2 separate regions of the Mus musculus genome follow, and region 1 is linked to region 2. Evidence: chromatin contacts called from ENCODE Hi-C or POLR2A ChIA-PET data. All regions are on one chromosome and are shown on one strand. Each heading gives the region's core, a stretch centred on a gene start or an enhancer-like site at or near the end of the contact. The rest is flanking DNA. Distances are from core to core; before and after follow the strand shown.

Evidence for each region. Hi-C counts contacts between places; a loop is a spot of excess contacts on that map. ChIA-PET counts read pairs that join two places held with the same protein, here RNA polymerase II (POLR2A).
Region 1: a map of heart shows a loop between it and region 2 (3-fold over the local background). The contact joins the promoter of Vcam1 here to the enhancer-like site in region 2. A Hi-C loop is called at or near these places in 3 of 37 maps with a recorded cell type or tissue (all heart). POLR2A ChIA-PET finds 5 or more read pairs at or near these places in 1 of 5 experiments (Patski).

The regions. Positions count from the first base shown.
Region 1 is chr3:116,126,036-116,132,420 of GRCm38, reverse strand. Vcam1 (vascular cell adhesion molecule 1) reads left to right here and starts at 2,733. Exons shown (of 9, transcript NM_011693.3): 1 at 2,733-3,117; 2 at 3,613-3,888; 3 at 6,146-6,385. The coding sequence starts at 3,054.
Region 2 is chr3:116,078,869-116,086,005 of GRCm38, reverse strand. No RefSeq gene overlaps it. Among named protein-coding and RNA genes, the nearest start is that of Gm31384, 11 kb to the left of the region's middle. Within about 2 kb of position 4,930, at least 1 of the 3 ENCODE cell types and tissues checked has a DNase peak (open chromatin) inside an H3K27ac peak, as active enhancers do; it is heart, where a contact is called at or near this core.

The sequences.
Region 1 (6,385 bases), core at 1,484-3,983, 49 kb before region 2:
AGCACATCTCTGTTTACTCGAATTGCTATACACAAACACATGGCACACCCAGAGCACCAATGAAAAAATTCAAATACTCCTAAGTGAACTTACAAAGTGGAGAGGAGAATTAAAAAACAAAAAACAAAACAAAAAAAAAAAAACGATTTATTTTGTTTATGAGTACATTGTAGCTGTCTTCAGACACACCAGAAGAGGGCATCAGATCTCCATTACGTATGGTTGTGAGCCACCATGTGGTTGCTAGGAATTGAACTCAGGACCTCTGGAAGAGCAGTCAGTGCTCTTAACCACTGAGCCATCTCTCCTTCCTGAGACTTTTTTTTTAATACTGAAAACCTTTCTGTTGTGTAACAAAACATCCTCTTTGTGAAAATTCAATCAATATACATAGTATGTGTGTATTTTATTGAATATATATATATTTTTTTTTCTTACTCTCAGTGATATTAGTAAGGTTTTCCTCAAAATCCCCAAAAGTCACAATGACTTTATGACACCAACTGTCTTAGCACGATTCTCTCTACAGTTTAACTTTAGAAAATCTTAAACTTAGATCACTGAGAGAAATTATTTTCCTTGACTTGCAGACAAACCAATGGTCCCTTGATTATGATCTGTGGAAATCTTTCATTGATATCATGACAGTCTTTTTCATTCTCAAAATGTTGTCCTTGCCAGTGTTTCCGTATTGCTAGAGCGCCACAGTGCCTATACAGCAGTCCCCCCCCCCCAAAAAAAAAACACTCTGTGAGTTCCACTGAATTAGAAACAGGTAGAATGCTAATTGCCTGCCTAACTTGGCATCCATTTCTGCCCTGCTTTACCGACAGAATCTTGATTGACATGGGGCATTGGCCTTTTCAGTGAGACATCAGTGAAAGCCCCCACACCCCCCCCCAACTTCTTGGGAAGCTCCTTCAAAGAAGGCAGGCTCCATGCCTTTGAGTCCTTTCCCTTTACTTTTTGTATTTTACATCTGAGACACAGACGTGATGTTTGGTGAAGGAACGGCCATAGGAAAATCATGATGATTAACCATATAAGGACTGCAGAATTAGGACTGGCTTAATCTTGGTCCTCAGTATTTGCTTCAAAAACAACTGATCCAACTTCAAACTTCAGGCTCTTGGGTCTCTAATGAAGCTGCTATAAAAGATCTACATAGCCACGGAGAGTTCTTTAGCTATATGTTAGAGTAGTGGTTCTTAAACGAGGAAGGATTTGACCTTGTGGAATCCACCAAATAGTTTTTTTTTTCACTTCCTCTGTTGTATGTACTATTCTCCTTTCCTGATAGGAATTATTTCTCCACTCACTTGGGTGAGAACTGATACCAAATAAGATGAGTCTGCATGATCCAAGTAGTTATTTATTTTTAAGTGTCAAAGACATGGATTAACATTTTCTTACATGCCTTTGATCTATGGAGAAGGTGAGAATCAGTAGGGGGTAGTCTATACTCTCCTTTTATGACATGACATTGTTGAGGTCCTCTAGATGACATGGCAGCTAATGTCATCGATCCCTGGATATGTCGTCATAGCCCTAAAATATATCCCTCAACTTCCCTTTTATACTTGCCTCTCAGTGGGAGCCACATGTATTCTCAAGAGGGAATTCAGAAGTCTCTCCTGCCAGGTTGGAGCAGTTGGCGACTGTGGGTCTCACTGATAGCCTTTGTCCAATGACATGATACTGTTAATTTTACATGTGCCCAGATGTCTGGGAACTATACCTTTCTTGTGGAATTATTTTTTTCTCTCACGTGGCACTTATGAACTACATTCAGTATTTTGAACGTTTCTCTTCTAGATTTTAAACATCTAGAAGATGCTGCAGGTTTTATAGTCGTTATATATAAAACCATTATATATATATATATATATATATATATATATATATATATATATATATATATGGAATAGAAACAACTATGAATAAGAACTAGTCCTGGCCATGCAGGGAACTGATAATGCCATGTGGGAGGTAAACCCACATGTGTATAATACAAGGAAGTGGCTATTCCGGTTTCTTTCTGATGGGCAAGCATTTTGCAAGGACATGGGCTATGCATGTGTAAGACCTACAGAGGCATTTAAGACACTTAATTGAGTCTTTCAAAAAGTCATTTCACTGGGAGTAGAAAATAATAATAAAAAAATGGTTGTCAATTCATCTCCTAAAGCTAATCTGTTTACATATTCAATTGGACTTGTGGCTAAATAATGCAGCCAAAGAAATCCACCACAAAAATTTAGCAGACAGATCCCATTTTTTAGCGTTCAAGTCTGCAAAAGACTTCCTGTCATCCAGCAATGGGTCAAAGGGCTGGGGCATTGTCAAACAAAAGAAAAGATAATTCCCTTCATTCTGCATCAACGTCCTTTCATTTACTACTTCAGAAAGTTATTTCAGGGAGGTTTTTTTTTTGTCAAAAATTCACTTATGAATAAAAGAGTATAAAAATAAGAACTACTGACTCACATTCTAAAAGAGTGACTCATGATAATGGGTCAATAAAAACAAATAAAGGATATTTTCCTTTTTTTGTTGAAAGAGAACAATTTTTATTTTTTAAATTGCAAATGCATTTCTTAATGAAGAAAAGTCAGTGGTTATTTACTGAGTGATCTCTGTCTTTGCTGTCACACACACACACACACACACACACACACACACACACACACTGTTGGCAGTTTCATTTTGCAATCATCTTTTCAGGAGAGATAGCCCTTTCGGAGCTGAAGGTCAGGAAAAGCCAGAGATTTATATACTTGGAAGTGTCGTGTTTCCCAGGACTCAGAATGACTTCAGCCCAGAAAGCAGCTGAAGGGGTTAACGTGGGGACTTGGCTGGCTGTCAGTTAAACTTTTTCCCTGGCTCTGGGTTTCCCCTTGAAGGGATTTCCCTCCGCCTCTCTAGCAAGACCCTTTATAAAGAGCAGACTTTCTATTTCACTCACACCAGCCCGGCTGGCTTTGGAGGCTGAACACTTTTCCCAGACACTTTTCACGTGGGGCACAAAGAAGGCTTTGAAGCAGAGACTTGAAATGCCTGTGAAGATGGTCGCGGTCTTGGGAGCCTCAACGGTACTTTGGATACTGTTTGCAGTCTGTAAGTTCCTGACCTATTTCACACATCTACAGCTTCTGGTGTACTACAGAGCTTTGCTATAAGAGCCAGTATTCTGACAGAGCTGGGGACGGATTTTCTTTCCACTGTCAAATGAGTAATTTGGATTATATCGGTAGTGGGTCTATCTCTTTAGTTTCCTGTATTCGACAATGAAATCAAGCTTAGAAAGTGACAAAAAAAAAAAAAAAAAAAAAAAAAAAAACTTTGTGCAATGGGCTTCAAAGTCAGAACTGAGCATTCTTCTTCGCGGTGACGATTCCAGCACCTTCCTCAAGAGCAACTTCAGGGCTTTGGGTCTGTCTTGTGCTATTAGTCTGAGACAGTTTAAAAAGTAGATCATCCCAGCTGTGCTTTGGACACTGTATTGCTGCGCAAGAGAAAAAGGACACAGTATGGGGCAGACCATGGTAAACTTGTTCTCTCTCTCTCTCTCTCTCTCTCTCTCTCTCTCTCTCTCTCTCTCTCTCTTTTCAGCTCAAGCTTTTAAAATCGAGATCTCCCCTGAATACAAAACGATTGCTCAAATCGGTGACTCCATGGCCCTCACTTGCAGCACTACGGGCTGCGAGTCACCATTGTTCTCATGGAGAACCCAGATAGACAGCCCACTAAACGCGAAGGTGAGGACGGAGGGGTCCAAGTCCGTTCTGACCATGGAGCCTGTCAGTTTTGAGAATGAACACTCTTACCTGTGCACAGCAACATGTGGCTCTGGGAAGCTGGAACGAAGTATCCACGTGGACATCTACTGTAAGTGAAGGAAGGAGCTTTTGCTTTCTCTTGATTTTGTTTGAAAAAAAATTAACGATATATTAAACAGAGACTTTTAAAGAGTATCTAGATTTTTAGCTAGCAAATGCACAATTTCAATAAAGCCAGAGAAAGAAGAAGCTAGTTAAGAACAGGAAACTAAATTTTAACCCCTGTGTCCTTGTTTGCCAAAAAAATGGTGCCCATGTAAAAGAGACTCACACCTTCTTGGCTCCAGTTCTTAGCGCAGTGTGAACCTCCCCCTGGTTCTATTAGTTAGTTTTTTCCCCTCTAATCTTCCATTTGGGGGTATTTCTACACGTTCATGTATTAATGTATCCAAAGGATTGATGAGTTCCTTCTTTCTGGGATCTGCTTGTAGGCTCGGGAACTCTGAGAGTATGCAAACCTTCTGCATAGACATAATTAAAACATCTATTAACATTTCAGTCATTTGATGCAGATAAATTTGGGAGGTTTTGTTGTTGCTGCCAGAGAGCTTTGCTTTTATATCTCAGAGAGTTTTTGTTTAATAAGTTAGATCTGTCTCAGGCATATGTGCAGGTACCCATATTACCCTAGCCTACCCAAAATGCATCCTACTATCATCCTCAAATCGGCAAATGAAACTACCAAGGAGAGGTGGGGGGAAATGGGCCCTATAGGAATCATTTTTCTTTGGTTACTGATGGTGTTGCTTTCCAAAAAGAAGAAAGAGAGAGAGAGAGAGAGAGAGAGAGAGAGAGAGAGAGAGAGAGAGAGAGAGAGAGAGAGAGAGAGAGAGAGAGAGAGAGAAAGAAAGAAAGAAAGAAAGAAAGAAAGAAAGAAAGAAAGAAAGAAATGAGACTCCCATAAGGCATTTCTTCATGAGCATCTTGTTTGATTCATCTTTTAATCACCTTGGTACCTTCCTACTGTGCTCCAGCCCAACTTTGCCAATGAACCTTAATTGAAATTTCAGCAAGCCCCTCCTGAAGCTGGGCTTCCCAAGCAGCTGAGCCTGGACGGCTGCTTTCAATTATGCTGGCTCTGCATGCATAGTTTATGTCTAGGCAGCCTTCTGAGCTCCTTGGAAGGTCCTGTTATATAAATACCAGGAAAGAGTAGCGAGTTCTTATATTACCTGTCATTAAACTGTGTGGATTCTAGGCACATTTCCTGAAGAGTGTGATGGACATAAATAATCAGAGGGGAAATTTAAAATACTATGTTTTTAGATAATAAAGCATTTCTAGCTCCTTCACCCTGTGCTCACACGTTCTATTCAGTTGGAGAGTTAAAAAAGAGAAGTGAGGAGCTTTCTGGATTCAATTATATTCTCTGCTCTCGCCCCACAACCCCCTGCAAGAATGCTTGTTTCTTGTTGATTTTAACAGTTCAGTCTCCATTCCATGTTTGATTGTAATATTCTGTGGAGCTGGGACACCAATGAGCTCCCATCAGGACAGATGTAATAAGAAGGATTAAACCTTGTGTACATGTGTGGAGTGGGCAGGGCAGGCGTGTGTTCTGTTGCCCTGCTGGGTTCAGTAAAATGCAGATTAGAACACTGAGTCAGGCTTTTAGGGGAATAGGCCCAGTCTGGGGAGATTGCATAGGAATGTCTTTCTGGTGGACGAGTTCTTGCCAGAGGTCTCATTTTCAGAAGCCAGCCCATTAAGAGTCATTCTCCTTCTTCTGAAGGCAACCTTACATAGTAACACTTCTTTGTGATATCGCTCTGAGCCCTCCTGGGCTTCTCAAATGGAATGTGGAACTGTATCTGCACTAAGAGTAGAGAATGGGGTGTGAGGCGTCACTGGAATCTCAGTGCAGAGTGAGTGACAGAAAGCGTGAGCTTTGTTCCCAGCCTCACCATGGACTGGCTGCGTGACCAAGGCTGGTTCTGCAGTCACACTACAGCCAAGCTTCCGTATCTGTGAAATGTGGTCTCCATCATCCAAGGTCATAGTTAGAAGAGAGCAAACTTCTTTATGTTACATATATAGATCAGTTTTAATATATATTAGGCTTTCCCTTTTCTTTTCTTTAACAACACATACTCTTTAACAGTCACAGAATTAAAATTGAAATGGCCTCTAAAAAGTGCTTCCTGTGTTCGCCACAAACCATGACTAGCTACTTAAACCAATTAGCTTTGCTGAATTAAGCCTAGTATTAACAAAAACATTTGTTAGGATCCCCGTTGTGTTGAAACAGTCAGAGGTGTTCTCAACAGAAGCCAAAAGCCTACTTGTGCATTTGTTTGGCTTTACAGCTTTCCCCAAGGATCCAGAGATTCAATTCAGTGGCCCCCTGGAGGTTGGGAAGCCGGTCACGGTCAAGTGTTTGGCTCCAGACATTTACCCAGTTTACAGGCTGGAGATTGATCTGTTCAAGGGTGACCAGCTCATGAACAGACAGGAGTTTTCTTCAGAAGAGATGACAAAGTCTCTAGAAACCAAGAGTTTGGAAGTAACCTTTACTCCCGTCATTGAGGATATTGGAAAAGCTCTTG
Region 2 (7,137 bases), core at 3,681-6,180:
TGGTTTGTTTTGATTATCCAATCATCAATTAAAATCTACAACGGTATGCCTATTATTTCATTTAGAAATACAGTTGTATTTTAATACTTTGTATAAAGGAAATTTTGGTTCAAAAAAAATCTTGAAGTAGAACACAAAAGTGCTTTCAAATATCCCCACTTTTGCCAAATAGAATATTGTTGTGTTTTATGTCCCCAGCTATTGAGCCAAGCTGGAAAACGTCCTAAAGAAGGAACTCATTTAGCCTGGAGAATAAATATATGAACTTTTGTTGTGATTTTTGTTGTCTGTACGGAATATTAACATGAAGTACAACCTCAATGAACTTCTTGTTTAGCTCTCTGCCCCTTCAAATAAAAGGGCACAGGTCAATTTTTTTTTTCGCTTTCTCAGTTCATATTGAACTTCCTGATCACAGAAGTGCTGAACTCATGCTCAAACCTGCGCATTAAGCATTAGGTTAACTTCCAGATCAGTGGGTTTAGCACAAGACATCTATATTTTAATAAATAAGATTTACAATCAACTCACTGTGAAAGCTACACATGGGAATCTGTAACCAGCTTAATGGAGTCTGAATCATTATATACAACCTTTTCACAGCTTTGAAAGTTATCTTTAAAAACTTCCTGGGTTATCTAGTTATTTTTTTAAAATCTATATATTTGTTAATATAAGCAACACTGTAAACTAACATCATAAAGACCAGCACTAGATTTGTAGCATGTGTGACCATTGTAATTGTTAGCACCTGTTACTAGCATGTTAGTTCATGACAACTTTAGCAATACTTACATATTCTTTCAGAATAAACTATTTAAAAAAATGTGGTCAAGTGCTCTTTTTCAAAGTTGACAACTGGACTTAAGAATGAGTCACTGCGATATTGCTCCTGTATGATATTGGGGATGGGGTGGGGGACATGACTTTATTGCAGATGTGAGAAAGATTTAAGCCCATAGCTTCCATGTTTTGAAAGAGTCAGGAAGCCATAGAGCAAATCATAGTTCCCCGTTTTTCCCTCTGTCACTGTTATTTTGTGTAGACTTTGTGGAGTAACATAACACATGGTCTTAAAATGTAAATAGTTATTTTTCTGATTATAAAAGTGATACATAATCATGATGGAAAACTGTGGAAAGAATCATAAAAGACATAAGTGAGTGAAGACTTCAATTATGAACTGAGTGAAGACTTTGTCTATAAATCACCTAAGCACTGTTAAGTGATCAATACATGCATCTTTATGCCTTAAAATAACTTTATATGCTATTTTTATTGGACATTGAAAGTGTTTTCTTATATTAATGGAAGAGTACCTGCATGCAATAGTCCATGCATGTATACAACATAATTGTGCTGTCCCTTAATCCCAATATTTAACAGATTTTCCTAAATTTCAGATATTCTAATACTGACATTTTATGCATTAATTATCATCAATATCTATTTGTTTTAAAACATGAATACATTAGAAGCAGGATTCCATTCAGCTGGTAAAATGTTTGTCGCACAAACATGGAAGACCTGAGTTCAATTCCCAGCATGGAGGTAAAAAGCTATATTTCATGACTTAAGTTTCTAACTCTCATTCTGGGGAGGTAGAGACACGACACCAGCTTGCCTGACTACTTGGCCAGTGCCATGTACTAAGGGACACACTTTGTCACAAGAGAACAAGCTGGACTGCTCCCAAAGTACAACAATAAGGTTAACCTCTGGTCTCCACATGCACGGGCATATGTCTACCTGTGTATACACATGAACATGTACACATAATTAGTTAATTAATTAATATAGAGAGGCATTAAAAGGTAGCATTCTGACAGGAGCCTGATATAGCTGTCTCCTGAGAGGCCCTGCCAGAGCCTTACAAATACAGAGGTATATGCTTGCAGCCAACCATTGGACTGAGTGCGAGATCCCCTATAGAGGAGTTAGAGAAAGGACTGAAGGAGTTGAAGGGGTTTGTAACCCCATAGGAAGAACAACAGTATCAATCAACCAGATGCCCCCCCCCCCGAGCTCCCAGCGACTAAGCCATCAACCAAGGAGTACACATGGCTCCAGCTGCATATGTAGCAGAGGATGGCCTTATTGGCCATCAATGGGAGGAGAGGTCCTTGGTCCTATGAAGGCTCGATAGATGCCCCAGTATAGTGGAATTAAAGACAGGGAGGTGTGAGTGGGTGGGTCAGTGGAGGAACATCCTCATAGAAGCAGGGGGAGAGAGGGTGGGATAGGGGATTTCTGGAGGGGGAGAAACGGAAAGGGCATAATATTTGAAATGTAAAAATCAATAAAAAATTTTTAAAAAGTATAGCATTCTATGACACATTTCTGAGCTGCTTCTCTGGGTTAAGTGTGATAAATTATCTGATGAAGGCAGAGGCCTCATCTCATCTCTGTGGTTAGGTCATCCCTGAACATTTTTTGTAAATATGATGGCTAGCAATAATGGTGTCATTACACTCCACTTTTACTATGTATTGTTAACAATGTTCATGTTTTTATTTTATTATTTACTTCTCTTCTCTAAATAATACCAGTTTCTGCCAATTTTGCTATTAGGATTCCTTTTTTCTTACATTTTTGTAATGCTGAGAATATTAATTTGTTACATGTTTTCTCACATGTTTTCCAACAATGTGTAGACGGTGTGCTACATTCATTCTTGTAGTAAAGTAGGACACTGTCTCATATTGGTGTTTCAATAGAGTGGGAAGAATAAGACTGCCTCCCCCAACTTAAACGTTCTTAACCAGGGATTCAGCTAGATTAACATAAGCCGTACTGACTTTTAACTGAATAGCTAAAGGTGTGGCCTTTAAGTATAATTTTGTGCATCATTCAAGTCTCTTTCTTTTACACAGAGATAGAATAAGGCAGGTTTGAAGGATAGTGAGAAAAGATTTGAAACTGAAGGAAAGTAATGACCTTGGCCCTGCCAATGATGCTAACCTGAAATGGAAATGTTCACACACTGCACAGCAAATGTCGAGGTGTCTGAGACTTTATTTTCAGTTTCTCCCTAGTGGCTCATGCTACGCAGTCTCTGATTCACAGAATATGAGTGTGTGTCTGTATTTGTGTGTGTGAGTGAAATTTACTACTGTGTATATGCCTCTGTGTGTCTGTGTGTGTGTTTTTGTATGCCTCTGTGTGTGCATGTGTGTATGTGTGTGTGTGTGTGTGTGTGTGTGTGTGTGTGTGTGTGTCAGTGTGCCTGTCTGTGTGTGTATTGTATGAAAATGCGGTATGTGTGTGTGTGTGAATCTGAATATTTAGTGGGAAATGGATGTGATATGAATCTGGAAGCAACTGGTCTAAGTGTGAATCATGATATGATCCTCTGCTCATGGGGATTCACTCAAAGGAAAAAACAAGGAGGCGGAAGTCTTTGATTAGCGTTAGCAAGAATGATCTTAAAGGGAACTAAATTTAGAATGTCCACCCACTCCCAATCAGTCTGTTTTATTGTGTAGAGTTTTTAATGTCAATTATCACGTCTTATTTTCTGTTATAATCTCTTAGGATCCTTGCTCTCAGCAAAGAGACCCAGCTTTGGTTCTGGGTCTTGTATGTTACATGAGAACAGCATCCCAAGGTTTTAGCTTCTAGGCTGCTGCTGTCTCTGAACCTCGGGGCGAGTCATAATAAAAGTGCAGCATGCCTCATTCCTTTCCACAAACTGGGACCTTGTCACAGGCGACAGGAAAGGAGAGAGGCAGACACTCTCCATACCAACAGCTAATGCTGAGAGGGCAAGGAGCTCCCTGCTGAGGGACCTCTGGGGATCTACAACAGTGATCCTCAACCTTCCTCATGCTCTGACCTTTTCATAAGACTCCCTCCTGTTGTGGTGACCCACAACTATACAATCATTTTGTGGCTACTCCATAACTAACTTTGCTACTGTTATGAATCATAATGTACATAGGCAGGATATCTGAGATGTGACCCCTGTGGATGGGTCATTTGACCCCCCCCCCCCAGAGCCATTGTGACCCACAGGTTGAGAAACACTGGTCTAGAAGGTGACCAGGAGCCATGTGCCATGTGATCCAAGAAGGATCACGAGACATTAAGATCCCCTTCTGAGTAGACATTTCTCTAAGCAAGCCTTACTCAAGGAGTGTCCTTCCTTCTCCATAGACTGCTGACTAGTCATCCTCTAGAGATGGGAGAGGGCTGAGGAGCTCATGTGGATACTTGGGTTCTAAATGTTTGCCTGTGCACCAAACTGTTAACAAAGAATCAGAAACAGCCACCAGGAGGGTGGGAGTGAGGACTCAGTTTCATTCTTCCATAAGCTTCTTCTATACCACTAAACTTTTTTGTATAATTAGCTATATATCAATGTAGTGACTCTGAAGTATGTCATATATAAAAAACATTTCTTTCAGCCTTTCTCTTCTTTTAGTATTTCCTTTTCATATCCTTCTATGTGGATTTTTTTTCTTAATATGGTTTCCACTGTTTAATCTTTTCCTATGGAAGTATGTTTATGGTTATAGGGTCTGTGCTTGTGCCCCGCTGAGAGTAAAATATGTAGTAAAATAACATCTGGGTTTTGTCAAGCAATGAATTAAAACACAGGATACAGAAAGAAAGGCTTTAAGAAGAAGACATGTGGGATTGTAATTAATGGGAGTTGGTTATACTCCAACAATCATCTAGTCCCTATGGTCTGTGAGGGCCCAGCACTCTCTGAAGACAGATATTATTTTATGAGCAATCTCACAACGTCTTTTGTCACACACTTCAGAATCCTTCCTGCGAAAAGGCCTTTGATTTGCTAAGGCTACTGATAGAAAACTGGGGCCGAGGCCACACAAACCCATTGGTGACGACTTCTGAGTCTTCCACCAACTCCACCCATCTGTGCAGAGCAGTAATCCAAGCAACAGAAGCAGCCAAGGTAGTGCTGGAAGATGACAGGCACAGCAAACAGCGCCACTGTGGCCACACACTCTCCAGAGTGAATTCCTCCATCTACACATGTGTCCCTGGGGATCTCTGAGTCTTCCCGATTGAGGGACAAATGTTTTCTTACCACTGTTTCCATCTTTCCAGATCCCGTTTCTTTCCCCCTTTCTTTCTCTTTCCTACAATATGATCTGAAAACAGCTTGTTCTACATAGAGAGTTCCAGGGCATCGGGAGCTACATAGTAAGACCCTTTCTCAAAAAAATAAAATTGTTTTCAGTGATAGTAACTTTGACAACCCAAATTGTACAGAGAGATCTAATGATAGGTGTCTTTATTAGCAATTAGAGAAAGCAACTGTGTAGTTAGTTCATCCTCTCCGCTGTTTGAATGAGAGCTCTTGAAAGTGCTTACTATTATCTGCTAATTCAAACAGGAAGTCCATGCTGCTGTTATGCGCATGCCTGTGTTATCACACTTCGGGGCTGACGACTCAGCTGTGTTGGAGACTGCTGAACTGATGGAGCGACCCCCCAAATGTGTATGTTATCCAGACTGTAAGAAATAAAGAGCCATAAACATATGATAAAGCATGCCAGTTGTTAAGATGACCAGAATTCTCTGTTCCCAAACACTCTGGCCATGCGTGTGAAGGAGCATAACCGGCTATCTGGCTTGAAGGTTTAATTAGCCGAGTGAAGGCAAACTGTTGATGCTGGGCTGGCTACAGGACAATGAGTCAACCCATATGCTTTCTGTCACTGGAATATGAGCTCATAAACAGTCTGTCTATGGGGGAAAACTCACAGATGAATGATACATGGATTTTGGCAGTAGCCCATGATCAAAACTGGCAATAGCTGAGGAAAATATTGACATTGATAAAACTAGTTGAGCAGTCCAGAAATCCTCCCAGACCAGGGGGATTTTATTTTATTTTATTTTTTATCTTTCTGAGATTATTTTTTTTCCTTTTTTTTTAATTAGGTATTTTCCCCATTTACATTTCCAATGCTATCCCAAAAGTCCCCCATACCCACCCCCCCAATCCCCTACTCACCCACTCCCCCTTTTTGGCCCTGGCATTCCCCTGTACTGGGGCATATATAAAGTTTGCAAGTCCAAAGGGCCTCTTTTTCCAGTGATGGCTGACTAGGGCATCTTTTGATACATATGCAGCTAGAGACAAGAGCTCCGGGGTACTGGTTAGTTCATATTGTTGTTCCACCTATAGGGTTGCAGTTCCCTTTAGCTCCTTGGGTACTTTCTCTAGCTCTCCATTGGGGGCTGTGTGACCCATCCAATAGCTGACTGTGAGCATCCACTTCTGTGTTTTCTCGGCCCGGGCATAGTCTCACAAGAGACAGCTATATCTGGGTCCTTTCAGCAAAATCTTGCTAGTGTATGCAATGGTGTCAGCGTTTGGAAGCTGATTATGGGGTGGATCCCTGGATATGGCAGTCTCTACATGGTCCATCCTTTCGTCTCAGCTCCAAACTTTGTCTCTGTAACTCCTTCCATGGGTGTTTTGTTCCCAATTCTAAGGAGGGGCAAAGTGTCCACACTTTGGTCTTCGTTCTTCTTGAGTTTCATGTTGAGCAGTCCAGAAATCCTCCCAGACCAGGGAGATTTTAAAGTGAGCCTTTTGGGATGGGAGAAAGCTAACAAGTGGAAGCAAAAGCTTTTCAGAATTTGTCCAAAGACTATAGATGGTGCGTGTGCATGTATGTGTGTCTTTGTGTGTGTGTGTTTCTTTACTGTTGTTTATTAACGATTCTGCAAAGGATAGCGGGTGGTGAATAGTTATGGACAGAGGAAGGAGAATGCTCACCTACAGTTCCAAAGCTTATCGATCCCATGTGGGCACGAGAACTCTGCCTTCTGCAGGGATTTGCTCTAACTCGGGAGAGCTAATGCTTTTCCTGGGCCTTCTGTGGGGGGATGGGAAGAGAAACAGAGGTGGCATTTCACAGAGCTTGAATTCCTAAGTCATCAGTGTCAGCCAAAAGCTCATTTCACAATTGTTCTGGAGCTGAACGGGAGATGACAGCAGGCCCAGAAGAGCAGTGCTGTTCACCTATTTGTGTCAAAATCCTGCTGGAGAGATGCCCGTTTAGCTCAGTTAGACACTTTTGAGGCTTTAGTTATCAGAATTTTTGTGCCGGGACCATGACATCTATGTCTTATTATTGAGCTATCACCTGAGAA